Linked DNA regions of Homo sapiens: all the other regions are linked to region 2. The links are chromatin loops, found by intact Hi-C in ENCODE. Cell type or tissue: natural killer cell. All regions are shown on one strand. Each heading gives the region's core, and the rest is flanking DNA. Links, peaks and the distances in the headings are about the cores only.

Region 1 (7,522 bases), core at 1,757-6,756, 470 kb before region 2:
GAATAGCTATACTTATATCAGACAAGATATATTTCAAGACAAAACTTTAAAAAGAGACAAAGAAGGTCACTATATAATGATAAAGCAGTAAATTCAACAAAAGGATATAACAATTATAAATATACATGCACCCAACACTGGAGCACCCAGATATATAAAGCAAATATTAGAGCTAAAAATAGAGACAGGCCCTAATTCAGTAATAGCTGGAGACTTCAACACCACACACTCAGCCTGGACAGATATCTAGACAGAGAAATGACAAAGACATACTTCATGATATCCTTACTTCTATTTTTACCTGCGAACCTTTTTGAGACTCATTTTATAAATAGGGTACAGTTGAAACTGGATTGTTCCATCGTGCCCATATTTACGAGGTAGAGGCATGTAATCTTGGTGTTTGACTTTTCTATTGATAAAGAACAACAGGGAGCACACTTAGAGCGCTGTTCAGTAACTCTTTCCCAAAAGGGCTTTCAAGTGCTAATTGATCAGGAATACACACCACTTCTTATCAAGGGCCAAAACCTATTGAGCCACAAAATTTAAAAAAAAAAGTAATTGAGACAGGGTCACACTCTTTGGCCCAGGTGGGAGGATAGGGGTGCAATCATAGCTCACTGCAACCTCCACATCCTGGGCTCAAGCAATCCTCCCACCTCAGCCTTCTGAGTAGCTGAGACTACAGATGTGTACTACCATACCTAGCTAATTTTTGTATATTTACTTTTTGTGTTTTGGTTTTTGGTTTTTTTGAGACAGAGTTGCGCTCTGTCACCCAGGCTACAGTGCACTGGCACAATCTCAGCTCACTGCAACCTCCACCTCCCAGGTTCAAGCAATTCTCCTGCCTCAGCCACCCAAGTAGCTGTGATTACAGGCACCCACCACCATGCCTGGCTAGTTTTTTGTTGTTGTTATTTTAGCAGAGACGGGGTTTCACCATGTTGGCCAGGCTGGTCTCGAACTCCTGACCTCAGGTGATCCTCCTGCCTTGGCCTTCCAAAGTGCTGAGATTACATGCGTGAGCCACCACACCCAGCCAATTTTTGTATAATTTATAGAGATGAGGTTTCACCATGTTGCCCAGGCTGATCCTGAACTCCTGGGCTCAAGCCATCCTCCCACTTCAGCCACCCAAAGTGCTGGGCATACAGGTGTGAGCCACTGTGCCCAGCCAAAATACATTTAATTTTCAAGTTTCTCACATCTCTCTTGGCAATTATGGAATATAGGCTGTTCTGGTGATGGTATCAGGTAAAGAAGAGCATTATTTCTTTTTTAATGTTACACATCAGGGGTTAGCAAACTATAGCCTGTGTGCTGAATCCAGCCAGTTCCCTGTTTTTGTAAATAGAGTTTTATTGGGACATAGCTATGTTCAATCATTTACATATTGTTTATGGGTACTTTTATGCTACAATGTTAGAAATGAGTAGTTGCAACAGAAACTGGTCCACAAAGCCTAAACTATTTTTCACCTGATCCTTTACAAAAAAGGTATGCCAACTCCTACCCTAAAGTAAAAAAGGATTTGAACTTTGTAAAATTCTGTGACAGTTTAGTTCGGTGTGCAGGTCCTGATGAATTGCTTCTCCTGCAATATAAGTAAGCAACAAAAAGTCAGTTGAGTCTCTGGGGTTGCTGCGATTGTAGGGTAAAGGCAGAACCATCTGGCTGGCCGAATCTCAGGAGACAAGTGTCTTCAGAGGCACCACCCACAATTTCAGAGACCCAGGACTGGTTGCCAGTCTCATAAGCAGTTGTGGCATGTGGAGTGTGACCTAAAGGCATGTTAACCTTGAAACTCTGAACACTGTGATAGCCAACTTAACAACCACTAAAACTAATTGTCATAAACCTTGCAAAGAAATAACCTTCTCCCCAAAGTGTTGGGCTTTCAACTCTATCTCAGACAACAGCAACAGCAAATGGGACTTTCAGAAGGCGAGAACTCTGGGAAGCAGACAGCCCAGGAAAGAGGAGCCCAGCTGCTTCTCTGAGCTCGCTGACCACTAAGGCAGAAAGGCCATTTCTACTTTTCACATTTGGGCAGGACAGCTCCTCTGAAATGCCCAGTACTGATTCCCTTACTTTTCTCTCATGGAAATCTCTAAACTCCTGTTTCTTCCACCTGCTGGTCAGCTGTGCAGTGGCTCTTAGCTACTTGGATGCAAACCCTCCAGAGTAGAGTGGATTACTCTGGTCATTCTGCTACTGAACGGGTTTTGCTTACATTCTAGCTCATGCATCTGCATGTGAGGGAGGGAAGAGACAAGCCTTAGGGGTGTCCACGAGTTACTTTGTTGTGGATATGCTGCACTTCTGAAAATTTCCTGCTGCGTCTTCTCCTATCATTGCCTCTGATAAAGTAGCTATGTATATCCACTAAAGGTGGCTACCGGCCAGGGGACCCCAAACTCTGTGAAATTCATCTGGATGTGCCTGCTTTCTAAATGGATTAGGCATAACCTTCAAGGTGTTTGAACCTAAATGGCAACTTGATTATTTTCACTAGTTCTCAGCCCCTTTGTTGCCTCTCCTCTTCCAATTGCAAAAAGGCCCAGCCTCTTTTGAGTGTGAGCTGCCAGTCACCATCTGCTTCTCTTCTTCTACCAACTGTATCTGATATGTAATCACACTAATTATAATTCTGCTCCATTACGTTCCTCGCAGGTTTGAGGAGAGGCTGGTTTTTGGGTGCATTTGGAACTAACCACTTCTCACCATGAGAGGGTCCTCCAGCTGGTTTTATGCCAACTTTGCTGCATGACGAGTGAATGCAGAGGAACTCCCAGTCCCAAAAGTAGATCCCAGTATTCGGTTCAATGCTGTCTATATCTCAGGGGCAAGGAACAAGAGCCACAGTTCCCCCCACACCATGACAGGGAAAACACCACCTAGCATTAGGGACTTTAACAACGCTAAACCAGAAGGTCAGGTAATGAAGACTCTCTGCTACGGAAAGTACCTCAGGCTCATTAGCCTATCTATGTGGGGCTCATCTGTGTGTGCTGGGGGGGGCATGGCTGTGGTCGGGGGCATGGTTGACTCTTTCTCTCTCTCCTACTCCCCTTGGCCAATCCTCACTTGTCTATCGGCCCCCATCACTTGTAAGGTAAACAAACAGCAAGTGATGGGGGCTGATAGACAGGTGAGGATTGAAGCGGACTGGGAGACAAAAGGATAGTGGTGCAGAGGATTACCTCTCACAAGCCTGAGAAAGGTATGAATAATTTTAAAAACAAAACCAAGCCTCTGCCAGTGAAAATGCTAAGAGCCCCACTCTGCCAGAGCTCCTCCCTTTCCATGATAGAGCTCTATGAGTGGGTCACTGTGCTGGAGAGTCACTACAAGTTCATCTTTATGGTAATGGAGAAAATTCCACCTCTGATCCCCCCAGGACTGAAGTTACCCTGTTCTTCCTATCACTATTGCATGGCAGATGATGAGAAGACCTGACAACCTCCGAAGGAGCAGACCTCGTCCCCCCAGCCACCTGCTCCAGCCCCTTGCTACCTCCTTGTCATATCCCTCCATCCCTTGGTGTTTTGCTGCTCTTTCCCGTGCCTGCCACACTGTGGAGGTGGGAGAGGCTTTCTTATCACCAAGGTTCCAATGTTCTAACATGGTCCTGGTATGGAATAAATTGTGCATCCCCTGCCTCAATTCATATGTTGAAGCCCTAACCGAAATGTGACTGTATTTGGAGACAGGCCCTTTAAGGAGGTAATTAAGGTTAAATGAAGTTTTAAGGGTGAGCCCCTAATCGGATGGGACTCGTGTCCCTATAAGAGGAGGAAGAGACCCTGGAGATCACTCTCCTTCCATGTGCATACAGAAGGAAGGCCATGAGACGGCACAGGAGAAGGCAGCCACATGCAAGTCAGAAAGAGAGGCCTCCCCAGAAACCAATCCTGCTGCCACTTTGGTATTGGACTTCCAGCCTCCAGAACTGTGAGAAAATTAATTTCTGTTGTTTAAGCCACCAAGTCCATAGCAGATTGTTATGGCAGCTGGAGCTGACAAATATGGTCTGACACAGGAGGGACATGCTTTGTCACTGGCTTCTAGTGTACCCTTCCATTGGTAACCTCCATCTTCAGTCTCTTACAGTGCCTTCCACAGGAAGTTGAGAGACAGCCCTTTGGCACTAAGCCTCAGGAGCTATGAGAGGGAACATCAAGTTGTATTTGAAACCATCCACCCTGCCCTGCCTGCCTAGCTTTGTCCAGAGTCTGAGCTGTAAGTTCCCTAAGTCCAATTCACGATTTCCCTCAGCTGGCCCATCTATTCTATCACCACCCAAAAAGGACCCCAGCCCTTCTCTTGACCCTCTAGAAATCTTTCTTGGGAAGACAACACTGGCCTCTGCGGAACACTCACTCTGCAGTGACTGCTTTTTTCATTTAAAGGTCTCTTTTCCTGTGTGTCTCTGTGCTTCTCACAGCATCTTTCCTTGTCTCTTTCTTTTGAAAATATCCTTTTGTTATTCTTTCTCTGTCTCACTCTTGAGGTCTGTCCTCATCTCTTACTCCTAATGATTCCCTTTCTATTTCTTTCTTCTCTTTCACCCTTAACATTGAAGTATGTTATTTTTAACTTATTGAATATGGCTTGTTCTCTAATACTAATTTGATAAGTAAATGAGTCCAAAATATATGCCTCCTCTTGCATAACAACAAATAAGCAAACAGAGATAAAATTAACATAGCTTCTCTAATCCTTGACTCCACTTTTCCTGGGTTCCTCTGCTCAGCACTACTAACCAACATTTGTTGGTGCCACAAGGGGGCAGTGTGATCAAGCAGATTATTTAACCCAAGCAGCTATAAGAGAAGTCAGAGGAGGCAGGGAAAGGTAGAGGCAGAAATCAAGAAATTGCCTGCTTCTGTCACTGGGGAAGGGCCATGGCAGGCAAAGAGCATGGAGAATGATTCCACTGGCTTTCTGACTCATCAGTTTTTATATCTGTGAAATGAGATTATACCCAACTAGAGGAACTTAAAGTTCATCCTGGCGCAAAAGTCTTTTGATTGGAAATCAAAAGGCAGGGGAGGGTGGTGAGGTCAAGGATGACTGAATCTTTCAGTACGGTTGAGCACAGGGACCTGGAGGCTTGCTTATGCACATATTGATTGTGTGGTAATGGAATGGATAAAGAGAAAGATCTAGCCGGTATCTGGAAATTTGTGCCTAGAACTCAGAAGAAAAATGAGGAAAAGAAATGTGATTTGGGAGGTCACAAAAGCCACTTACATGGAGAGCCAAATGTTCTGCGATCTCCACCTGATGACTTAGGCAAGACTCTGCTTCCCAGTCCTGTGTCTTCCTAACTTCCCAAGCTGGGACCCAATATGGGCCTGTCCTAACTCTGTCATTTGCAAGTGACAAAAACTCAAGTCAAATTAGAATTAGTGAAAAAGGCGATTGGCTTTTGTCTCTGAAGCACTAGCCAATATAGTGTGAGACACATACATAATTTTAAAAGTGCTTACCAGTAGACACACTTTGGAAAGCTGAAAGGTCAAGGTAAAATTAATTCTAGGAATGTATTTTTTAAATTCAGTATATCCAAAATTATTCTACTTTGAATATGTAATCAGAATGTTAAAATTATTGAGACATTTGAAAATTTGTGTACAAAATCTTCAAAATGTGGTATGCATTTTACATTTCCAGCCATCTCAACTTGGCCTAGCTATATTTTATGTGCTCAATAGCCACATGTGCCAATGACAATCATATTAAACAGTGCAGATCTAAAGCTAGACCCTTGACATAGGGCTGGATCCAGGAACTTAAATAAATAGTATGGTGTGTGCTAAGTTTTGCATTTCTTTGCATGTTGGGCTCATCCTCTCCAAAAAGATACTTTGGGGAAGATGGCCCACATGTAGTTGCAGCTTATGTTGTGCTTACACCTCACAGTCACAGAAGAAAAGACAATGCAATTTCAATAGCTTTGATTGGTCCTGATGATGTCACATGATCCTCCATGAATCAATCACTGAGGCCAGGGGAATGGAACCAACTCTAACCAACATTGTTTTCAATAGCTCAGGCAAACAAAGCTCTGATTGCCCAGGCCTGGCCACATGCTCCTCTCTGGACCTGAGGGTAGAATGAAGAGGCTGTTCAGCCCCACCCGAGCCACACAGAATGAAGGAAGATGGGTCTCCAAAAGAAGGGATGTGGCACACATCACATACATCCATTTAACTGCCACTTGTAGATTTAAACAGCCCAGAAACCCTGGATTCCATGCAATCCCAAGGCAAGGGAGATTAGGAAGGTACTAATAGCTGTCCATCCAGTCACACCTTGATGACCAGTTCTTTTTCTACTTACACCATAATCATAGTATCACAGGAGTGGAATTCCACTGGATTCCCACTTCTGAATCTGCAAGTCCATTTAGCCAGCTTCTCAATGCTTGTGGCCAGATCCCGGATTCCTCTGAGGGTCTAACCTGTTCCTCCATCAGGCCCCTTGGAGCTTAGATTTAATTTTAACCACATGCCCTGTGCTTTTTCCCTTGTAGAGCTCACATTTGCTCTGAAGCTCAGATTTAGTAATCTTAGGCTCAGCTCCTTCATTCAACTATAGTTGCCTTTGAGAGGCAACCTCAGTCCTCATGGTGCTTTCCTGACACTAAACTCTGATAATTTACATAGCAATAAAAAATTACACAGAGATTGTATAGTATAAATAACAACAACATAAGACTATGGAGCCATATTGAAGCTGGGATTCAAATCCCAGCTCTGCCACTTAGTGTCTCTGTGATGTTGTGCCAATTAACCTTCCTATGCTTTTTTTTTTTTTTTTTGTCTTCAACATATGGATAAAAGACAACTTACTTACCAGGCTTGTGGTGTAAGTTAGATCTATAAATATATGCAAAATGCAAACCACTTTATGCACAGAATTTACAGAGCTTTTACATACACAATATTTAATCCACATAACAATCCAGTTGTGTAGGCAAGGTAGGGTTTAGTTAGAGAGCTAGAGAGTGGCACACAGCTGGCAATGTGATGATTCCAATCCAGTGCACCACCCAGTCGGCCCACTGCCTCCTCCACCACCTGGGGGCAGCACAGGGCACAGTGTGAGCACTCAAGTATAATTCATAACTGGCTTTCCGTTTACAGAAGCACATCAATTAAAGAAGAATGAGTATTCCATGGCACAGTGAAACTGATTTTCATGTGGGGCTTGTAGGATCTGTCATTACTAATTCATCACGCTTCAAATATTCAACCCAAATGTTGAATTTTTAAGGGTTGCAGTTTCATAGAATTTGCAGTAAGTGTCACCCTACAGCTACTGAACAATCAATGCCCCAGATCTAAAAGTAACAAGAAAGTGAAAAAGTGTAATGCACATCCTATAACATCACCTACATTTTAACCTAGATAAAACAACACAAAGCAAAAAGAAAAAAACAAAAAACATTGCACCATTTCATGTTACATTGCAGATGACTGTTTTTGCGGCATATTTCTTCCCACTG
Region 2 (7,522 bases), core at 1,248-6,247:
CTCTGCAGAAAGCATATCTTTTTGTTGGGATCTGTCAGAGATATGGAGAGAAAATTGAGGAAGAGGCCAATGTGAGTCTCTAAAATACTTTACATCTTATCCCTCAAGTATGTTCCCTGGAGCAAAACAGAAGCTCATAGAAATTCAGATATCTTGATTTGCACCATAAAATAGTGTCCAGAAACCTAGACACTGCAGCAGAGCTTGGTGTCCCATTTTTGGTGAGTTATTCTATTTGAGGTTACAGTAAAAGCCCTAGGGAGGACTTCTCTGGGCTGGGTTCTGAAGAACGCAGGAGAGAAGCATCTCCTGGGGACAATTTACATCCTGGACGGAGAATGCAAAGGCAGAAGGGGTGTTCTGAAGAGAACTGTGAGGAGTTTACCTGATTAGAGAGGGTGATGTTGGGGGAGGGGTCACGAAGAACTTAGCATTCCTTGCTATAGACAAACAATTAGATCTGTGTTTTCAAAAGCTCATTGGAGCAGCTGGCAGGCAGCTGGATTGAAGAGATTCCTGGAGTCCTGATAACAATGGGCTGTCCCTCCTCCCTGACCTCTTCAATTGCCCCATGAGCCGCTCCCAAATTTAACAAACTATTTAAAGAAGATCTCCAAGTGTAGTCCTGAGAATTTGCAGGGGAATCTCCTGGAGTCTGCACTCTTCTTAAGCTCCTGGGAGGCCCTTTTGCTCAGAAATATATGAGAACCTCCAGGAGAATGCTTTCTGGGCAGGCTTCCCTGCTTCCATTTCCACTATTGAGAATGGTCATCTATTCAAGCCCTGAGTCTTGTGGTAAATTTTCTTTACATAGATGGATAATCTTAAAGCATGAACACCAAAGAGATTTCAGTGCTAATAGAAGGGGATGAGATTTGGTGATTTTTTTTCTTTTGCTCATCTTTATTTTTAACTTGCACTACTTGTAGAATAAGAAAACTGTTAACTAAAATAAATGTAATGAGCACTCTGCATTTGCAAACACTGAACAAGCTCATGGAAGAAATGAATTGCCTGAAAAGGGTTACAAACTGCAGGGAAGTGCCGTTGTTTTCAGCAGGAAAGAGAGGCCTGGTAACAACAGGAAGCGCTGGGAGGCCTCAGTACCAAGGCTTCCAAGCAAAGCGGTTCTGGAAACAATGGCTGCCTGTGGCTCGGGAATATTGGGCAGGAAATGAAAGGATGCTGGTGTGGGGGCTGGGGCACAGCGAGGAACTGATAAGCTTTACCTGGCTGTTCTTCACATAGTCGTAGCTGGCCCAAGATGACGTCATTTTTTATAAATGTTCCCCATCTCCCGTCAGTAAAATTGATTTTAGAAAAATACAAAAACGAGAAGCCCCCATAGTGCCGTAGGTCTGGAAACCATTAGGAAGCTCTACAGCCTGGGAAACCAGAGGGTACAATAAGCAAAAGGGATTTCTCACTCTTAGGGCATGGTGAGATCAGTGCAGAGAGGACCTTCAGATGAACTAGGCGTCTTTTAGAGCTAAGTCCCTGGAGGATTCCAGCCCCCGTAAAAATAAAAATAGCCTTGGGGTTAAGGGGAGTCTAGCCATAGCAAAGGAGATATGTATAAACCTCTTGAGATTGAAGTTTATATTTTATTTAACAGAAATTTCCGTTTATATGGGTGGAGTGAGCTGGGGAACCATTAACAGTACAAATGAGAAACAAAAACAAAACAAACAAACAAAAAATTACCCTAATGTTTTGTCCTGAAAGACCTAGCTGTAAACCAGAGCTGGTAGGAGTCAGGACCTGAACACTGGCAGATAGAAACCGAATCTGCCTTCTTAATTTCCAGCCCAGCCTCTCCTCCCAGTGTCATCCAAGAAGCTGACAGATCCTAGAAGGAGGTTAGACCTGGAAGAAACACAAGGATCCAGAAATCATTTGGATCCAGAACTTGTTTCTAGCACAGATGAAAGTCTGAGGCTGGCAGTGGCTGATTTGCTGGAGGACATACAACTGGTTCATGTTGCTGTAACTGTTGGGTACCCCAGCACCTACTGCCTGGAAGATACCTAGGGGAATTCAAAGAAGAGGAAAGTTACTCTCCTAAAAGGTCAAGAATCTCATACGTGTAGATTAGGGCAAGAATCCATGTTTCTTAATTTGTTATCTAAGTCGTTCTCTCTCATCAAGTTGCACTTAGTTGTGAAGTCAGTCTCTACCTTCTGCTGCTTTCTGGTCTTCCTCATTCTTGGTCTGTGACTTGGTTTCCCTAGTGTGGAGGTTATGCTTATAAAATGTACTGGAAAGTGCATGAATTTTGGATTCAAACAGACTTATAACTGCACCCCAGTTTGCCACTAGCTGTTTGAGCTTGGACAAGTTGTCTAACCATACAGAATGTTAGCTTCCCATCTGAAAATAGGAGTAGTAATGCCTACATCTCAGAGTTTTAAGAATTAAATGAAATAATGATGGTTAATTCATCCCCATAAGCACCCATGAGGTATGCAAGAAAAAAAAAGAGAGGTGGCCTGGACACACTCAGAGTAGAAAAAAATTTACATTGTCCTCATTCTTAAGATGATCAGTGTTAGTGAAGCATACAGTTCAAGAAACAAGTTTGCTTCTCTCTCATTAATCTGCTCAGTTCACGACCTTCTCCCCTGGGGCTCACTCTCAGGCACATGCGGCCGTTCTCTGTATCCATTAGCACTTAAGAGCCTCCACCAGTGGTATCCCAAGGAGCAGGTGGCAAGAAAGCTGCTCATCCAGTAAATAAAACTTTGATCAGGTGATTCCACTGATGTGTGCTTTATGCAGTTAAACTGAGGATTTAAATGATTTTAAATGAGTTGTTGTTGCCTAGGAATGTGCTGGGGATTGACTGAGATCTTTCTGTCCTCCATCAGCAGCCCCATGGAGTGAGTGATGTCTCCCCCTACAAATCTCCTAATAACAAAGCTTTCTCCACAGACAGTAGAAAGGATGAACCACATAAGCCTTTATCAATTACACAAAGCACAGCAGCTTCATCAATGGGACAAAACCCTTCTGTACAGTTTCTATGTACAAGATGAATAGGGCCAGCTCTAAGACCAAGGTCACATGGGGATGTCTTGCAGGTTTGTTTTCTATGTTCACAGCATTTGAATCTTTTTCTCTACTCAGCACCACCCTTCCTCAGCCACAACCACTCCCACCCCAAACACACACACCCAGAGGCACCCTGTGGGAGTCCCTCTTAAGCTCTCCCCACTGGCTCATTCGCTACTGATGACTTGTGGACCCAGACACTTTCATCACTCTCAACCAGTCTTTTATGTGTGAGTCAGATAGGCTCTTACCTTTCCTAAAGAAATTTCAGGCAACAGCTAGAGAAGAGTGAGTCCTCTCACTTCCCCTTTCGTTGACGAACCACGAGAGGTTGTCCCTTCTGACCCTAAAGGGACTCCTTATTTTTTTCTTTTTGTGGCAAGTCTTTTCTTCTAGATTACCTCCCCTCCCTCTTCCCACACACACACACACACAAAAGCCTATTTCTTTGAAGGGAAGAACTTCAGGGTTGGCCCTGATGAGGAAGCTGAAGGTCTAGTCCCAAAGCTGCCAGTATTGGACATTATTCTACAGGCAATGGGAAGCTATTGATTGTTTTGGTGTAGGGGAGCTTTATCATCAAGGTAGTGTTTTAGAAAGATTTATCTGGAAGTAGAGATCAAGATAGAATGCAATCTTCCCAGACAGTCAGTAAAAATGCCCCCAAGTTCCCTAATGTTTCTCTTCCACTGGACTGGTCTAGTCAGCATTCCTGGAATTCACCACATTATTTCTTGCCTTTCACCTTGTTTATACTATTCTCTGTTTCCTGCCCCAAAAGAAAGTGTATGACATTTACTAAGTACTTATTATATGCTAGGCACTTAGATGAGCGGTCTGCATGTATTGTAATGTATATTGCGTCACGTCAATTACATCATATGATAGCATCTCACATCATATCAAATCATTCCTCTGCACCAGTGTCAGAGTTCTTATTGCAGCACCTTGACTGGTTGTTTATCCACTTAGCTCACAACACTGTGAGCCCCTGAGCATGAGGGTCCTGTCTCAGCACTCCCCAACGTGGTCCCTCTCAAGACAGCTGGCTCTCTAAAAACGCACACAATTTCCTGTTCTTGTTCAACATCTAAAAGCTCTGCCTGACTTCCCCACCAGCTGTAATCTTTTTAAAAGAACTTTTGTTACAATTTTTGTGCCTGTCTAGGGCCCTTAGCATATTTTGTTTGATATGTTCATACTGGCCAAGTGACGTAATACCTCTGAGCTTCAGTTTCTTCATTTACAAAACAGAGATAAATACCTCCCTCATAAGGTGACTGTGAGGATTGCACTGGGTACAAATAATGGATAAGAAGTGTATAGCTAGGCTGGGCACGGTGGCTCACGCCTGTAAGCCCAGCACTTTGGGAGGCCAAGGCGGGTGGATCACGAGATCAGGAGTTCAAGACCAGCCTGGCCAAGATGGTGAAACCCTGTCTCTACTAAAAATACATGGTGGTATGGGCCTGTAATCCCAGCTGCTCCAGAGGCTGAGGCAGAGAATTGCTTAAACCTGGAAGGACGGAGGTTGCAGTGAGCCAAGATTGCACCACTGCACTCCAGCCTGGGTGACAGAGCAAGACTCCATCTCAAAAAAAAAAAAAAAAAAAAAAGTGTGTAGCTCAGGGACCACTGCATACTAGTTTCACAATAATTACCCATTCCCTTCTTGGCTTCTTGAAGGCAAAGATCTTATTACCTTTTGTTCCTCTAGATGGGCCCTCAGTGCATCTGCTTTGGTAGAAGGAGAATCGCTGTCATTGGGAAAGAGACAGCATTGACAGCAGAGACCTGAGGGCCCCGGCAGGGATAAGTCACAGAGTGGACCAGAGGAGGACCTGGACACCTCTGCAGGAAAGTGCTGGTTTGGCTTGGCATCTGAGAGCCTAAAAATGAGGAGGGCAGGGACCCCCACCCGGGGAACCGGGCTCCAGGCTGCCTTGCTCAGCAGGATAGCAGAGCTAGTCCTCAGCCATCCCAGGCCAGCAGGTTGGGCAAATATTTCTGCTTCACAAGGGGTAATAACCTCAACAGGGTCACTGGAAAGGACTTCAGCAAACATTTAGAACTTGGGTCACTGATTTCAGAAGCCCCTCCATCTTCCTAAATGAAACTTGTTTTGTAAAATCCCATTTCTTTCTTTTAAAAAAAATGCTTTTACTATATCCCCTTCACAGAAAATTTAGAAAAGCAAAATTAAAAATAGAGAAAAGCAAAAATCATTGATTTTCTACCACTTAGCAGTAACTACTATTAACATTTCAGTGTGTGTGTGTGGTTTGTGTGTGTGTGTGTGTGTGTGTGTGTGTGGTTTTTATGTGTGTGTGTGAGGCAGAGTTTCGCCCTTGTTGCCCAGGCTAAAGTGCAGTGGTGCCATCTCAGCTCACTGCAACCTCCGCCTGCCTCCTGGGTTCAAGTGATTCTCCTGCCTCAGCCTCCCGAGTAGCTGGTATTACAGGCACCCGCCACCATGCCGGGCTAATTTTTTTTTTTTTTTTTTTTGTATTTTTTAGCAGAGATGGAGTTTCACCATGTTGGTCAGGCTGGTCTTGAACTCCTGACCTCAGGTGATCCACCTGCCATTGTGTGTCATTTTTTATTATTTAATATACTGGGGAAGAGGTAGTTTTTAAAGAGACATTCTGTACTCTATATTTATATATAATTTTAATTTTTCAAACTTTTTTGCTATTTTTTTTTCAAAAGGAACTTAAAAATAGATATTAACCATGAGCTGTTGAACACTTAAAGATCAGACCTGTAGTGGTAGGATTTCAGGCATTTTGGCAGTCAACGGCAAGGAGCCAATCCACTCTCCTCAAATCACACCTCCAAAGTTGCCACTATAGGACCTGCCTTCCTGTTGGGGAGTGTTTGAACCATGGTAGGTGTAGCTTGGGGCTTTTTCTATTCTTCATCACTTGTGGTATCACAGAAAAAGCATGGGCTTTGGCAGCACACACACCTGGGTTTGGATCCCAACTCTGGCACTTCCTAGCTCCAGGCCATTGGGCAATTTATCTATTCTCTCTGAGAATCAACTTTCCTATTTTCAAAATGGAGATCATTTTGTCTGTTTCATGGGTTGTCTACAGTTATAGAATGGAGAATGCTATAAAACAAACAAACAAATAAAAACCCACCTAAAGCCATGCTTGACACTTAGTAACTATTTTCTTTGAGGAATCCAGATAGCAAAGGAGCCCAGAAAATCCATCTGGAGAAAAATGACCAAGCTCCTGTTCAGGAAAACATTTTGAGTGCTTCTGTTTTCTTTTTTTTTTTTTTAATTTCTTTTTTTTTATTATACTTTAAGTTTTAGGGTACATGTGCACAACGTGCAGGTTTGTTACATAGGTATACATGTGCCATGTTGGTGTGCTGCACTCATTAACTCGTCATTTGCATTAGGTATATCTCTAATGCTATCCCTCCCCTATCCCCCCATCTCACGACAGGCCCCGGTGTGTGATGTTCCCCACCCTGTGTCCAAGTGTTCTCATTGTTCAATTCCGACCTATGAATGAGAACATGTGGTGTTTGGTTTTCTGTCTTTGCGATAGTTTGCTCAGAATGATGGTTTCCAGCTTCATCCATGTCCCTACAAAGGACATGAACTCATCCTTTTTTATGGCTGCATAGTATTCCATGGTGTATATGTGCCACATTTTCTTAATCCAGTCTATCACTGATGGACATTTGGATTGGTTCCAAGTCTTTGCTATTGTGAATAGAGAGTACTTCTGTTTTCAAGGCTATTCTAGATGAATAAGACACGGGACTGTCCTCATTGTCCCCAAGGAGCTCACAACTTAGTAATGGAGATGAATCAGAAACAAGCAACACCTCACACTTGGTGCTAGACACAGAGTAGGCTTGCAGTAAATATCTGCAGGATTAAATTTATTCGACAATTTTCTTCAGAAAAGGTAATATATTCCTATAGTTCAAAATTCAAAAGTACAAAAGAATATACAGTGAGAAGTCTCTCTCTTACTCAAAGGGCTAGCCCCAGCTTCCAGTTTCTTTCCTGTAGACAACTAAAATTATTGCTTTCTTATGTATTCTTCCATAGATATTGAATGCATATATAAATAGATGTGCATATTTAATCTTTCATTCTCTCTTAACAACAACAACAAAAAAAACCATGGCTGGGCACGGTGGCTCACACCTATAATCCCAGCACTTTGGGAGGCCGAGGCAGGTAGATCACCTGAGGTCGGGAGTTCAAGACCAGCCTGGCCAACATAGTGAAACCCAGTCTCCACTAAAAATACAAAAATTAGCCAGGTGTGGTGGCACACACCTGTAATCCCAGCTACTCAGGAGGCTAAGGCAGGAGAATCACTTGAACCCAGGAGGCAGAGGTTGCAGTGAGCTGAGATTGTGCTACTGCACCCCAGCCTGGGTGACAGAGTAAGACTCTGTCTCAAAAAAAAAAAGAAAAAAAAAGAAAAAACAACCA
Region 3 (7,522 bases), core at 1,442-6,441, 210 kb before region 2:
GAGCTTGCACTGAGCCGAGATCGCGCCACTGCATTCCAGCCTGGGCGACAGAGCAAGACTCCATCTCAAAAAAAAAAAAAAAAAAAAAAGTGTCTGCATGTATTGGACATCCAGAAAAGCACATGCATGCCCACGGAATGATGCAAGTAACATACAAACTGTCCAGACTTTACCTTTTGTTTTTTTATTATGAAGTATGCAAAGAAACAACAAAGTATGGCTAGGAGAAATTAAAATAAACTGCTACTAAGGAAGCACAGATATTGGACCAAAACTTTAAATCAACTGTCTTAAAAATGTTCAAAGAGCTAGGGGAAGATAGGTCAATTGAAATTCTTCAGCCTGAAGAAAAGGAAGAAGAATGAAGAAAAATTTATAGAGCCTCAGAGACCTATAAGACACCCTTAAGTGTACCACTTATGCATGGTGGGAGCTCCAGAAAAAGAGGAGAGAGAGAAAGGGAAAGAAAAAATATTTAAAGAAGTAATGGCTGAAAATGTTACAAATTTGATAAAAGAAATGATTGTACACATTCAGGAAGCTCAACAAACTCCAAAAGAATAACATAAAAGATCCACACTGATACATGACAATAAAACTTTCAAAAGAGAAAGACATTTTGAAAGAGAAAATATTGAAAGGAGCAAAAAAGAAGTGATTCCTCACATATTAAGATACTGAAGGTGAACAGTCAATTTCTCAGCAGAATTCATGGAAGTGAGAAAGCAGTAAGACAACATATTTACAGTTGAAAAAAATACCATCAACCAGAAATTCTACATTCAGCAAAACTACCTTTCAGAAATAAAGAAGAAATTAAGACATTCCCAGATAAACAAATCCTAAGTTCATCTATAGTAGGCCTGCCATACAAGAAATTCTAAAAGGATATCCTCAAGTAGAAATGAAAGATATAGTAACTTGAAGCCATATGAAGAAATAAAAAAATACTGGTTTTGGTATCTATATAGGTGATTTAATAGCCAGCATTGTATTTTTGGTTTGAACCTCTTTTTATGTATGATTTAAATGATGGATGTACAAAATAATTATAATAAATCTATGTTAATAGGTACACACTGTATAAAGATGCTATTTGTGACAACAATAACACACAAAAAAGTAGAGACAGACATGTATTATATAACAGCAGGGTTTTGTATACCATTGAAGCTAGGATGGTTTTAATTCAAAATAGGTTGTTATAAGTTTAGGAGGCCAATTGTAATCTCTAAGTAACCACTAAGACAATAACTAAAAATATATATACAGAAAAGGAATGAGAAAGGAATCAACATGATACACTATAAAAAAAATCAACTAAACACAAAGGATGGTAGTAATGGAAGAACTGAGGAACAGAAAACATGTAAAAATAAATAGCAAAATGACAGAAGTCCTTCCATAGCAGTAATTACTTTAAATGTAGATGGATTAAACTTTCCAATAAAAAGACAAAGATTGGCAAAATAGATTTTTTTAAATGTGATCCAACTATATAGTGTAAGATTCTTTTTAGTTTCAAGGACATTAATAAGTTGAAAATACAACTAGGGAAAAAGATATGCCATGCAAATAATAACCAAAAGAGAGCTGGAGCTGCTATACTATTATCAGACAAAATAGACTTTAAGTCAAAAAATGTTATGAGGGACGAAGAAGTGCATTATATATTGATAAAAGCGTCAATTAAACAAGAAGACTTTATTTCTTCTTGTTTATAATATTTATTTATAGAAAATAATTATTTGTAGAAAACAACAAGCTCAAATTATATGAAGCAAACATTGACAGATTTGAAGGGAAAAAGAAACAGTTCTACAATAATAGTTGGAGATTTTAATACCCCACTTTTTTTGTGTGAAATAGGGTGTCACTCTGTGGCCCAGGCTGCAGTGCAGTGGCACAATCATGGCTCAGACAGCCTCAACCTCCTGGTCTCAAGCAATCCTCCCACCTCAGCCCACCAGTAGCTGGGACCACAGGTGCACACCACCACACCCGGCTGATTTTTTGTGTTTCTCACTTTGAATAATGAGTAGAACCCTAGACAGAAGGCCAGTAAGAAAATATAGGACTTGAACAACACTATTGACCAATTAGACCTAACGCATATGAAGAACATTCCACCCAACAAAAGCAAATACACATTCTTTCCATGGAATATTCTCCAGGATAAACCATATGGTAGGCCACAAAACAAGCCTTAATATATTTTAAAAGATTGAAACCATACAATGTATCTTCTCTGAACACAGCAGAATGAAGCTAGAAATCAATAAGAGAAGGAAAACTGGAAAATTCATACATATTTGGAAACTAGACAACATACTTTTAAACAACCAATGTGTCAAAGAAAAAAAAATCACAGAAAATGAGAAAATATCTTCAGATGAATGAAAACATAACACCAAACACTTGAGAGATGCAGCAAAAGCATCAGCTCAGAGGGAAATTTGTAACTATAAAACAGCTACATTTAAAAAAAAGATCTCAAATTGATAAATCATCATTTTGTAAAATATATACATACCTATAGATATAGACACATAGATTTGCATGGGGGTATTTCCAGAAGGATAAACATCAAAATGTCAATACAGGTTATCTCTTGAGTGTTTGGGAATTTTTTTCTTTACGCTTTCTTTTTTATATTTCTATGATTATTACATTTAAGTTATAAAATGGAAAAATAAATCTCCAAAACCAATAGCACTTTGAAGCTACAAGCCATAGCCCAAGACCTATTTTACTCTAAACACAGTATCCAATGGTGTCATGCATTTTTAAATAAATAAGGTAGATAATTCATAAAGTGACATTCAACAAGCACTTCTTGAGCACCTATTATGTTCTAGGCACTGTTACATAAATGACTTTACTTCAGTGTGCTTAGATTCCCCTTTCCATTCCTAAGTATGGTGTCAAGTGTATCCACTCTCCTTTGTCACAAGTATTTGAATTTGGATTTTAAGTCTCATTTCTAATTGTTTAATGCAGTTAAATCCCTACTAAAGGAATATCTGGCATCACACTACCAACCCTTGGCCTGCCTCAGTGATTTCAGGCTTTGCAAGGTCAAAGTAATTTGTCTCATCAATCACCACCTCTGTACTGGCCTACTCCTGAAAGTAGACAGCCTACTGACTCTGAGGTGCATTCTTAAGGTTGATTGCAAAGTGGGAGGACCAAATCTCAAAAACTGGGCCCCACTGGCCAACACTATCAAATACAAATTCTCCACTTGCTAAATATTCCTTCTGGTATCTTTCTCCCACTTTCCTTACTCCCTTCCTTTCTGGAACTCTGATTTGGCCTCCTTCTAACTCGCCTCTCTGCTGTAAGACCACTAGATGGTGCAGTTTTAGAACCCATTCTCACTGGATCTTCTCTCCTCTCTCTGGCTCTCCCGCCACAGATCACATGTCTAATCCAGCAAGAAAACACCTTGGGGCAGGAGTTTCCACTGCCAAGACAGCTATACCCAAAGGGGATGGCAATAGCAACAACCTCTGTTCAGTTTTGTGGTCCTCGTGCAGCTGGTTGTGTGTTCATCTGTTGACATTTGGAGGTGCGGTGGGGGATGTTAATCAGAGGAGCAGTACCTGAGAGAGGGCCTCTTTCTCACACACTGCGGAGAACCTCTGTGAACAAGGAAGAGGGTAACACTCTAGGTGGCGATGCACGGAGCCCCGTGGCCTGGTTGCTCGGCAGGGTGAGGAGAAGCTGTAACTGCCAGAGCCTGAGAATCGCCCCTTCTCAGGACATGGCGTACTCCCTGCGCTCGCCTGCACACTGCAGGGTCAGCTGACTGCCGTCCCTCCACTTACAACAGCGGGACGGCCACTCTCCCTGACGCACGCAGTGACCCGAACAAAGCCCGTGGGAATCATGGGGCGTTCCTGGAGGGTCGCCTAGACGACCCAGCCCAACCCCACCCACAGTGCCTGGCAACCTAGACCAGTCAGGGACGCGGCAGGAAATGGAAGAGCCTCCGCAAGAGGCTCTGGCTGAACCCTTGAAACATGAAAGCCCAGCCGCTCCCTCAAGTGCTGGCCACACTAAGGGCCAGGAAGAAGACGACCAGAAGAACCAGGCCGAAAGGAAGGCAGATAACCACACTGCTCACAGAATAGCTGACCAGACTGCCCTAAGAGTGCCTAGCCAGGCTGAATCCAGCATATTTAGCCAAGCTACCAACGGAGTAGCTGAACAAAATGGGCATAGTACACCTGGTCAGGCTGGCCGCAGAGCATCCAACCCTGCTGATGTTTCTGACCTTAGAGCAGATGATCAGGTTAATCAAACACCGTCTGAACAGACTAAAGGCAAGGCATCTAGCCAAGCTAATAATGTACAGCATGAACAGAGTGATGGTCAGGTGTCTGGCCTGACGGAGGAAAGAACTGCTGAACAGACTGAACGAAGATTACCTACCCAGGCTGAGAGAAGAACTTCTGGGCAGATTGATGGTAGACTGGCTATGCCATCTGACCAGAGAGGTTCCAGACAGACCGACCACAGAATGGCAGGCCAGTCTGAGAGAAGAGCTTCCGAGCAGATGGACCGCAGAATGTCTGGCGAGGCTGAGCGAAGAACTTCTGAGCAGATTACACACAGATTATCCAAACTATCTGAGAGAAGACCTTCTGTGCAGATTGACAGTGGGTCATCCGTCCCATCTGACCAAAGTCCTTCTGTACAGATTGACAGTGGATCGTCCGTACCATCTGACCAAAGACCTTCCGTACAGATTGACCGCAGAATGTCAGGGAAAGTTAGGAGAAGAAGTTCTGAGAAGACTGACTACAGATTGGCTGGCCTGGCTGACCCAGGAACTTCTGAGCAGACTGACCTCAGATTGTATGGCCTCGTTGACCACAAAACATCTGTAAAGACTCACCACCAAGTGTACGGCCAAGCCACTGAACTAGCTGAACACCAGGCTATTGACCAAGCTCATAGTAATGCTGATCAACCTCCAGTTGACAATGCTCACTACACTGAATCTGACCAGACTGACCACTTAGCAGACAGACAAGCTAATCATAAAGACCAGCTGTCTTACTATGAAACACGTGGCCAGTCTGAAGACAGAATATTTCCCCAGTTAGGCAACAGCAAAGAGGACAAAGAGGCTGACTACAGAGTACAACCCTGCAAATTTGAGGATAGCCAAGTAGACCTCAATTCCAAGCCTTCAGTTGAAATGGAAACTCAGAATGCAACCACTATCCCACCCTACAACCCAGTTGATGCCAGATTCACCAGTAACTTCCAAGCAAAAGACCAAGCTCTTTTCCCAAGACTCCCCTCCATCTCATCCAAATTGAACTATACCAGCAGTCAAGAAAAAACTCAAGCCATAGTAACCAAATCTGTAAGTTAAATGGGCATTTGATACCTACCTGGGAGATCAGAGATCTAGACGGGGCCTGGAGAGTAAAAATAGGGGTACAACGGAAGGGCACATGTTGCATCAAGGATAAAGAATAAACCCACATGTTGTGGTATGTGTGACCCATAATTTCAGGAAGGGCAAGAGAAGGATGGGAAATAAAAGAGAATTATTGCCTTCTCTACTACCCAAAGGCCATTCAGGAAGGATTAATAAACCAGGATTCAGGAAACCTGCATTTTAAGTCCTAGTTCTGCAACTAACTCTGTGATATTAAGTCATTTTCCCTCTCTGGGCTTCTACCAGGAGAAGGGAATTTGGAGTTGATTAGACATCCCTGTGAAGGAAAAAGTACTTGAAGTTGATTGGCAATGCCTAAGGTACCTCCCAGGACATGAGGTGCATTATATTGCACCTGGAGACCTGGAGGATTATCCAAGTCTCTCTTAAAAATGTGTATTTTCTCCAACTCCTTGTGTTAAGATCTCATCAACATCAGGTTTCACTGATAATGACAATTCCTAGGCCCTTCAGGTTTACTAAGGACTTTTTGGTGGGGGGATTTAAATTTCAGGATGAATTTTCAGAAATTGACCAAGGAAAGGGTTATCATATACGCAATCAAACTTATAGAAGGTTCCCTTCTATAGTTTATGAAGATCCTTACCAAGTTTCACTCCAATACATGGAAAAACACCACATTCTGCAAATATTCCAGGTAAACCTCTCAATTCCTCTCTTTAATTATAAGTTTTTCAAGAGGTACAAGAAAGAGTGTATTCTGTAAAAAGGGATATATTCTAATTGAGAAGACAATAAGTGCATTAAGATGTAGTTACCATAAGTAGTAAATGATAAACACCAAATAGATGATACCATCATATGAAGCCATTCAGAGGGATTAGAGATCAGGTAGGTTGGTTGATAGGGAAAAACTTGGCCAAGGGTTAAATAGCCAGTCTAGGAAGGAAGGACAAAATATTATCAATTGAAAAGAAGAGAAAAAGGCAATCCAGGCAGAAGTATTATACCATCACGTGTTGCTTAATAACAAGGATATCTTCTGAGAGTTCTGAAACATGCATCATTAGGCAATTTTGTCACTGTGTAAACATCAGTGTACTTACACAAATCTAGATGATATAGCCTACCACACACTTAGGCTATATGGCATAGCCTATTGCTCCTAGGCCACAAACCTGTATTGTACATTATTATAATGAATACTGTAGGCAATTGTAACACAATGGGAAGTATTTGTGTATCTAAACATAGAAAACATACAGTACAATTACCATATGAGAGATAAAAATGGTACACCTCTATGGAGTACTTAACTATGTATGGAGCTTTCAGGCCTGGAAGTTGCTCTGAGCGAGTCAGTGAGTGGTGAGTCAGTGTAAAGGCCTTGGATGTTACTGTACAATACTGTAGACTTTAGAAACATTATACAGTTAGGCTACACTAAATTTTTTAACATATTTTTCTTCAAAACCAAATTAACCTTAGCTTACTGTAGCTTTTTTACTTTATAAATTTTTAATTTTTTTTAATCTGACTTTTGTAATAATGCTTAGCTTAAAATACACATAGTACAGCTATACAAAAATGTTTTTCTTTACATTCTTATTCTGTAACCGTGGTTCTATTTTTAAATTTTTTTTACTTTTATTTTTCTACTTTTTAAACATTTTTGATAAAAACTAAGACACAAATACACACATTAGCCTATGCCTACAGGATCAGGATCATCAATATCACTGTCTTCCACCTTCACAACTTGTCCCACTGGAAGGTCTTCAGAGGCAATAACATGCATGGAGCTGTCATCTCCTGTGATAACAATGCCTTCTGGAATACCCCCTGAAAAACCTCCCTGCTGTTCTACAGTTAACTTTTTTAAATAGGTAGACAGAGTACATTCTAAATAAATCACATAGCAAGTACATAAACCAGCAGCATAGTCATTTATTTTCAAGTAGGATGTACTATACATAACTTCGTGTGCTATATTTTTATACAACTGGTAGCAAAGTAGGTTTGTTTACACCAGCTTCACCACAGACACATGAGTAATGCTTTGCACTATGGCATTATGACAGCTATGACGTCACTAGACAATAG
Region 4 (7,522 bases), core at 1,145-6,144, 77 kb before region 2:
TCCTTACACCTCATACAAAAATTAACTCAAGATGGATTAAAGACTTAAACAGAAAACCAAAAATTATAAAAACCCTAGAAGAAAACCTAGGCAATACCATTCAGGTCATAGGCATGGGCAAAGACTTTATGACTAAAACACCAAAAGCAATTGCAACAAAAGCCAAAATTGACAAATGGGATCTAATCAAACTAAAGAACTTCTGTACAGCAAAAGAAACCATCATCAGAGTGAACAGGCAACCTACAGAATGGGAAAAAAATTTTGCAAGCTACCCATCTCATAAAGGGCTAATATCCAGAATCTAAAAGGGACTTAAACAAATTTACAAGAAGAAAACAACCCCATCAAAAAGTGGGCAAAGGATATGAACAGACTCTTCTCAAAAGAAGACATTTACGTGGCCAACAAACGTGAAAAACAGCTCATCATCACTGGTCATTAGAGAAATGCAAATCAAAACCACAATGAGATACCGTCTCACACCAGTTAGAATGGTGATTATTAAAAAGTCAGGAAACAACAGATGCTGGCAAGGCTGTGGAGAAATAGGAATGCTTTTACACTGTTAGTGGGAGTGTAAATTAGTTCAGCCATTGTGGAAGACAGTGTGGCGATTCCTCAAGGATATAGAACCAGAAATACCATTTGACCCAGCAATCCCATTACTGGGTATATACCAAAGGATTATAAATCATTCTACTACAAAGACACATGCACATGTATGTTTATTGCAGCATATTTACAATAGCAAAGACTTGGAACCAACCCAAATGCCCATCAATGATAGACTGGATAAAAAAAATGTGGCACATATACACATATACATGTGTATATGTATGTGGCACATGTACCTGGAATACTATGTGGCACATATACATGGAATACTATGCAGCCATAAAAAAGGATGAGTTCATGTCCTTTGCAGGGACATGGATGAAGCTGGAAACCATCATTTTCAGCAAACTAACACAGGAACAGAAAACCATGTTCCCACTCATAAGTGGGAGCTGAACAATAAGAACACATGGACACAGGGAGGGGAACATCACACACCAGGGCCCATCGAGGGGTGGGGGACTAGGGGAGGGAGAGCATTAGGACAAATACCTAATGCATGCGGGGCTTAAAACCTAGATGACCAGATGATAGGTGCAGCAACCACCATGGCACATGTCTACCTATGTAACAAACCTGCACATTCTGCACTTGTATCCCAGAACTTAAAGTAAAATTTAAAAAATATATAATAATAAAAATTCTTATTGGGGAAAAAAGAATTAAAAACAAACTCTTTAGAAGCTAGTTACCTTTGGGTGGTGAGACATGGGGGTGAAAGGGAGGTTTGGAGAATAAAGCAGGAAACGTTTTTCTTTTTCCATTTAATGCCATTCTATACTTTTGAATTTTTTAACCAAGTACATGTATTACTGTTAAAATAGACATTCCTTATACAATTTCATCATTTTGGTTTTGTTTAATTTTAGGTTTAAGGCACATGAGGAAAGTATAATGTATCTATTTTTAAAGTTTTATGGTCTGAACATTTATGTTTTCCAGATAAAGCTAAGCCACTTCATAGCCTGTCTCTGCATGGTACTATTTTCCAAAGAAACACTAACCCATATCCAAAAATAACAGAAAGGCAATTTAAATTTTTACTTCAGTGCCATGAAAGCATCAAAGGGGGATTCCATTTATAATACATAACAAAACCTCTTAAAATCTTCTTGCCCAACCTCTCAATATCTCACACCATATGGTAGCTGCTTCTAAAACTCTCTCCCCCCATCTTCAAACCTTTACAGAATGCATCCCACACTGTCTCTAGTTTCCTCTACTCCCCACTTCTCTCCCTTCTCTTTCTGGGCCTATTGTCTTCTAAGTCTCGGTCCTTTCAAATATAAATCAAGCTGTCCCTGATGTTCATTTTATCCCTTATCACAAGGATGCTTCTTCTTAGTCTGGGAAAACTAGCATTATTGTTTGTTTGTTTTTGTTGGAGACAGAGTCTCACTCTGTCACCCAGGCTGGAGTGCAGTGGTGCAGTCTTGCTTCACTGCAACCTCTGCCTCCCCGGTTCAAGCAATTCTCGTGCCTCAGCCTCCTGAGTAGCTGGGACTACAGGTGTGTGCCACCACTCCCGGATAATTTTTTGTATTTTAATAGAGATGGGGTTTCACCATGTTGCCCAGGCTGGTCTCGAACTCCTAAGCTCAGGCAATCTGCCTGCCTCAGCCTCCAAAGTGCTAGGATTACAGGTATCAGCCACCATGCTAGGCCAGCATCATTGTATTATTACTTCTAAAGAAAAACCAAATTCTTATTTCTAAAAAATCTACTACAGTCAAAGATTTGAGACATAGCCTGCTAGAATATAGTTGTAAAACTACGAGTTTCTCTCCTCTAAGCATCTTAGAAATAGGGACTGGGTTTTATTCATCTTTGCATTCACTGGGCCTACAAAGTGCTTTACACACCAAGTGCACACAAAACTATTAAAGCTGTAATTTGGAATATAGCTTTTATGAGAGAAGTCATAGGGAGAAGAGGAAGGAAGCTAATTTTTACCGAGTATCTGCTATGGAGCAGTCACTGTGCCTTTCTAGTGGTGAAGTATCTCTCTCTCTTTTTTCTAGATTAGTAATTGCCACAGGGGAGCAAGAAAGGCAGATGTGAAGTACACAAAGTTTGAAGAGACCCTCCATGTGATGCTGGTATTCCCACATCATAAAACATCCTCATACCTCCCACATGTAAACTAAGTCACTTTTACAAATGCGGATGTGTCCAAAGTACCATCCTGACCTTTAAGTGCTGGGGATGAGGTAGAAAGATTAGGAACTACTGATGGAAACTCTGAGAGTGTGTGTGTGTGTGTGTGTGTGTGTGTGTGTGTGTGTGTGTGATGCATGTGTATTTAAAACACATACACATTCAAAAATGCCCACTAGATGGCAAACCCACATCTCAAATGTTAACCATTACTGGAGTGACCCTTCTGGAAGGCTAGGGCACTTTAATAATTCAAGCCAATTCGTAAAAGGCCAAGATTTTGTATACAGTTTAAGGGGCATGCAAATTAGCTTTGTGATGATGGTCTTACAAATCATTTCTAGGAATAGAGGCTAAACTTATAACTCCACCATTTCCAGAACCTAATCTGATTTATTTTCCACGCAAAATACAGTATGAATGCAGGTAAATTAAATTTCCTTACTATACCATCTGATTTCATATCTAGGTTTCATAACTTTGTGGGAGTAAAGCCAGTGATGGGGATAGGGTGTGAGCCTAAGTAGTCCCATTCTGGAAGTTCGGCATTTTATCCAGGATGCATTTCAACCTTCCGCTAACGTGAGAGGGAAGGCACCAAGGAAGAATGCGTAGCTTTCCGCCCTCCTCCCCAGCCTCCTACATTGCTGCCAGATGTAGTTGAGCCTGCACTGCTCAAAATTCTCCAGTGGCTCCCCACTAAAGGATCAACTCTATCAATGGTATCACACACACAGTCCCACCTTATGGACAAGCCGGTATATCACCAATCTCTCTCACACCCAACCGCATTGATTTGCTTTCCAGTCCCTGAGCAAGTCCTGATCTCACACGCCTCTGTGACTCTAGAAATGCTATTCTTGCTGTCCTGAAAACCCTCTCCCCTATTATCTGCAGGAGCAACTACTCACTCTTCAAGTCTCCACAAGGGTCACTTTCTCTAAGAGGCCCTCTGACTCTGCCAGCCAATCAGGTACTCCAACTTCAATATACCCATCATACCATTTGTTGCACAGTGCATCTCTCTCTTGCCACAAAAACGAGGGCTTCATGAGGGCCTGGATGGTGTCTTTCCAACTTTGTGTCCTCAGCACCGAATCCAAGGCCTAGCATACAGACAATGCTTAGTAAATTATTGACTGGCTGGCCAAATAAATGTATAAATGTTGTATGTAAACAGACTTTGCACATTTCCTTAAAAATTTCAGTGCTCAGCTCCCAGAATGTAGCAGGGAGATAGCTCCTTCACTGAGTCCCTTGCAGAGGCATAGGTGGGGATGGAGGATCAGGGAGCCAGAGCCAGAGAAGCCAGCTCAGGGAGGCTACAGGGCTGATAGAGTGGCTCCACAGAGCTTCCTGTCTCTGGTGCTACAAGAACAGTCTTTGAAAACATGAAAGCATGTGGGAAGGAGCCCCGCAACCTCCCACCTCCCAGCAACCTCTATAGTCAGGTGAATCCTTGGCTGTTTCCGAAACTATCCTCCTTTACCTCCACTGGAGCTCCTTGCTGAAACCAGCATTTGTATAAAATTGCTTAATCTCAGTGCCAGCTAGAGATACAGGTATTTACTGGGGGCTCCACCAAGAAAGACTTCTGAGGTTTGACTGCTACCAATTCGATCATTAAAGTAATAGATTACATTGCAGGACTGGGGGCTAGTTCTGTTCCTTAATTATGTTGGCTGTATTCATCTGCTAGGGCTGCCAGTGTCACAAACCAGGTGGTTTAAACAATAGAAATTTATCATCTCACATTTCTGGAGGCTAGAAGTCTGAGATCAAAGTGCCAGCAGGGTTGGTTCCTTTTGAGGGCTATGAGAGAGAATCTGTTCCATGTCTCTTCCCTAGCTTCTGGTGGCTTGCTGGCAACGTCTGACACTCCTTGGCTTGAGGCGTCGCTCCAATCTCTGCCTTCATCTTCACATCTTCACATGTCATTCTCCCTGTGTAAGTAGACAGGGAGGATGTCCACATTTCCCATTTTATAATGACACCGGCCATACTGGATTCGTGACTCACCCTACTCCAGTTTGACTGCATATTAACTAATTAGTAGTACCCATCCTATTTCCAAATAAGGTCATATTCTGAGGTACTAGGGGTTAGGACTTTAACATTTGAAATTGGTGGCACACAGTTCAACTCAAAACATTAGCCATGTTTTCTAAAGCGAAAATCAGAACACATCTTTTGGCACATGGTTTGACTATAGGGCAGAATGTTTGAAATCAGGACTATCTGAGCAATGTGGGTGTATGGGGGAATCCTTTTCAAGAGTAAATCTAGGCAAGTTAATATTATAGAAAATTTTTTAAAACATCCAGGTGGATACCCAATTGAAAAAGTTCTGCTAAATACCTGGCCGGGTACAGTGGCTCATGCTGGTAATCCCAAGACTTTGGGAGGCCAGGACGGGCAGATCACTTGAGGTCAGGAGTTGAGGCCAGTCTGGCCAACATGGTGAAACCCCGTCTCTACTACAAATATAAAAATTAGCCAGGTATGGTGGCACAGGCCTGTGGCCCCAGCTACTTGGGAGGCTGAGGCACGAAAATTGCTTGAACCTGTGAGGTGGACGCTGCAGTGAGTCGAGATCGTGCCACTGCACTCCAGACTGGGTGACAGAGACAGACCCTGTCTCAAAAAAAATTTTTAAATAAGGAAAAGTTCTGCTAAATACCTAGAATTAGAACAGAAACCTGTGGCTGCTTTAAATAATCAGGTTCCACAAAATCAAATTAATGTGAGTTATGCAGATATAGAAATAGATATAGATATATACATACCTACATGCATACATATGCATCTTACTTTGAGAAAGCACATAAGTAAATGAGATCTGTGTGTATTTGACTAGCTTCTTTTAAGATCAAAATGGAGATTAAAATACTTGTGTATTGAAGGTTGAAAAAAGAAGAATATTCTCTGAAATAAATGTTAAGATTCAAGTGTGATTTTGATTACAAAGTGGAACCCCTTCTCCCCACTTCTACCCACCCCCCCACCACAAGCTTGGAAACATATATCCAAAAGGTAGAATGAAAAACAACAGGCCTATATTATCCAACTTACAAATGTTCACAACTTTAGGGGAGCGAATATATATCGAGGGTAATTTGTATGTTTGACCTGTTATAACTCTTGTCTCCAAACTAACTTCTGCATACTGTATTCCCGAGATGGGAATGAAAACAGGTCCTGGGATACCAGAGATGTAAGAAAAGTGTGAGCCACAATCAAAACCATTTCCCAAATAGCCCACAAAAAGCAATGTGCCCTCCGTGTTAGAAAACTGTTTTATGGCCGGATGCGGTGGCTCGGGCATGTAATCCCAGCACTTTGGGAAGCCAAGGCGGGTGGATCACCTGAGGTCAGGAGTTCGAGACCAGCCTGGCCAACATGGTGAAACCCTGCCTGTATTAAAAATACAAAAATTAGCCGGGGGCAGTGGCACGCACCTGTAGTCCCAGCTACTCGGGAGGCTGAAGCAGGAGAATCGCTTGAACCTGGGAGGCGGAGGTTGCAGTGAGCCGAGATCTCACCACTGCACTCCAGCCTGTGTGACAGAGCAAGACTCCGTCAAAAAAAAGAAAGAGAAAAAGAAAGAAAGAAAGAAGGAAGGAAGGAAGGAGAAAGAGAAAGAAAGAGAAAGAAAGAAAGAAAGAAAGAAAGAAAGAAAGAAAGAAAGAAAGAGAAAGAAAGAAAGAAAGAAAGAGAAAGAAAGAAAGAAAGAGAAAGAAAGAAAAACTGTTTTACAAGAAACAGTCTTGCCCTTTCTGAAAAATTTTCCAGGTTCTAAGCACTTATGTGTAAAGGAAATCATCTCAAACTATGTTGGAACTGGGAATGGTAAAAATAAATTAATGACAATAAAATAAACTTAAAGTCTTATAAATATATTTAACATGGGACAAGGGATCAGGATAAGGAAATGTGAAAAAGACATGAATAAACTGGATAATGATGGAGGAAATGGAAGAATCGCTCAGTGAGAAGACAATAAAAATCACTCTCATTTATGTATCAAGCTTCTACCTCGGTATAAACAAAGTGCTAGGCATTTTCATTATCTTATTTAATCCTCACAACAGTCTAACAAGGTAGATATTATCACTCCAATTTAACAGATGGGAAAACTGTGGCTCAGAGGAGTTAAGTCATGTGTCCAACCACTGGGCAAATCAGTGGCAGAGTCAGGCATGGAGCCCAGGTTGGCCTGAGTCCACAGTCTGTGTGCCCAGAGCTGGGGAGGAGCCTCTGGGGACACGAATGTTTACAAGAACCTTTACAGCACCTCCATCTCATGGACAGGACTGAGTAGGAAAACCAGGCCTGTAGGGAGGGCTGAAATGGAAGGGGAAGAGCGTACAGAGGCAGATTACTAGGCATCAAGGCCTAACAACAACTGTGTATTGGGGAAAACAATTTTGTTCAAGAGGGCTATTTATAGGGATGTTTTTCCTCAGTACTCCCTTCCCCCATCTCCTCCCTTTTGTGTTAAGAGGCGCCTGGCAGATTGGTAAAGGGTTACAGGCAGTGGACAGGAAACCATGGAACACAATGAACGGGGCGGGACAGATCCCCACCCACCTAAGAAAATCGCTGGCTCCAGTATTCAGAGACCCTGGGGGGAGACAGACTGAGCTCAGGGTTCTGCTCCTTCCCTGGTTCAGCTAGAAAGAGGCAACGTTCCCAAAGGGGTGCGAAACAGAGCAAGAGGGGGAGCAGGGCAGAATGAGGCAACAAA

The links. Peaks named below come from ENCODE experiments on the same cell type or tissue, not always from the same donor. Only the 100,000 strongest peaks of a DNase experiment are listed, where the experiment ranks them.
Region 1: it touches region 2 in a loop (11-fold over the local background); 12 of 110 quality-filtered maps call a loop at or near these places.
Region 3: a loop joins it to region 2, with 4 times the contacts of the local background. A loop is called at or near these places in 14 of 110 quality-filtered maps.
Region 4: it touches region 2 in a loop (16-fold over the local background); 50 of 110 quality-filtered maps call a loop at or near these places.

Annotation. Positions count from the first base shown.
Region 1 is chr3:118,877,762-118,885,283 of GRCh38, forward strand. No RefSeq gene overlaps it. Among named protein-coding and RNA genes, the nearest start is that of IGSF11-AS1, 62 kb to the right of the region's middle. In natural killer cell, for the core only: CTCF peaks have their summits at 4,772 (motif pointing right) and 4,974; a DNase peak (open chromatin) is centred at 4,790.
Region 2 is chr3:119,349,143-119,356,664 of GRCh38, forward strand. All of the region lies in intron 1 of ARHGAP31 (Rho GTPase activating protein 31), which reads left to right. Among named protein-coding and RNA genes, the nearest start is that of ARHGAP31-AS1, 30 kb to the left of the region's middle. RefSeq lists enhancers at 80-904, 2,426-3,123, 2,921-2,970. In natural killer cell, for the core only: no CTCF peak of the experiment used is centred there; DNase peaks (open chromatin) are centred at 3,199 and 4,299; H3K27ac peaks cover 359 bases.
Region 3 is chr3:119,142,208-119,149,729 of GRCh38, forward strand. It overlaps TEX55 (testis expressed 55), which reads left to right and starts at 3,958. Exons shown (of 3, transcript NM_152539.3): 1 at 3,958-5,380; 2 at 5,973-6,116. The coding sequence starts at 3,983. It also overlaps a transcript of IGSF11 not described here. RefSeq lists a silencer at 3,215-3,509. In natural killer cell, for the core only: a CTCF peak has its summit at 3,372 (motif pointing right); a DNase peak (open chromatin) is centred at 3,374.
Region 4 is chr3:119,272,167-119,279,688 of GRCh38, forward strand. The region is part of intron 3 of B4GALT4-AS1 (B4GALT4 antisense RNA 1); the gene reads left to right. Among named protein-coding and RNA genes, the nearest start is that of ARHGAP31, 18 kb to the right of the region's middle. RefSeq lists an enhancer at 2,878-3,047. In natural killer cell, for the core only: CTCF peaks have their summits at 3,069 and 3,272; a DNase peak (open chromatin) is centred at 2,935.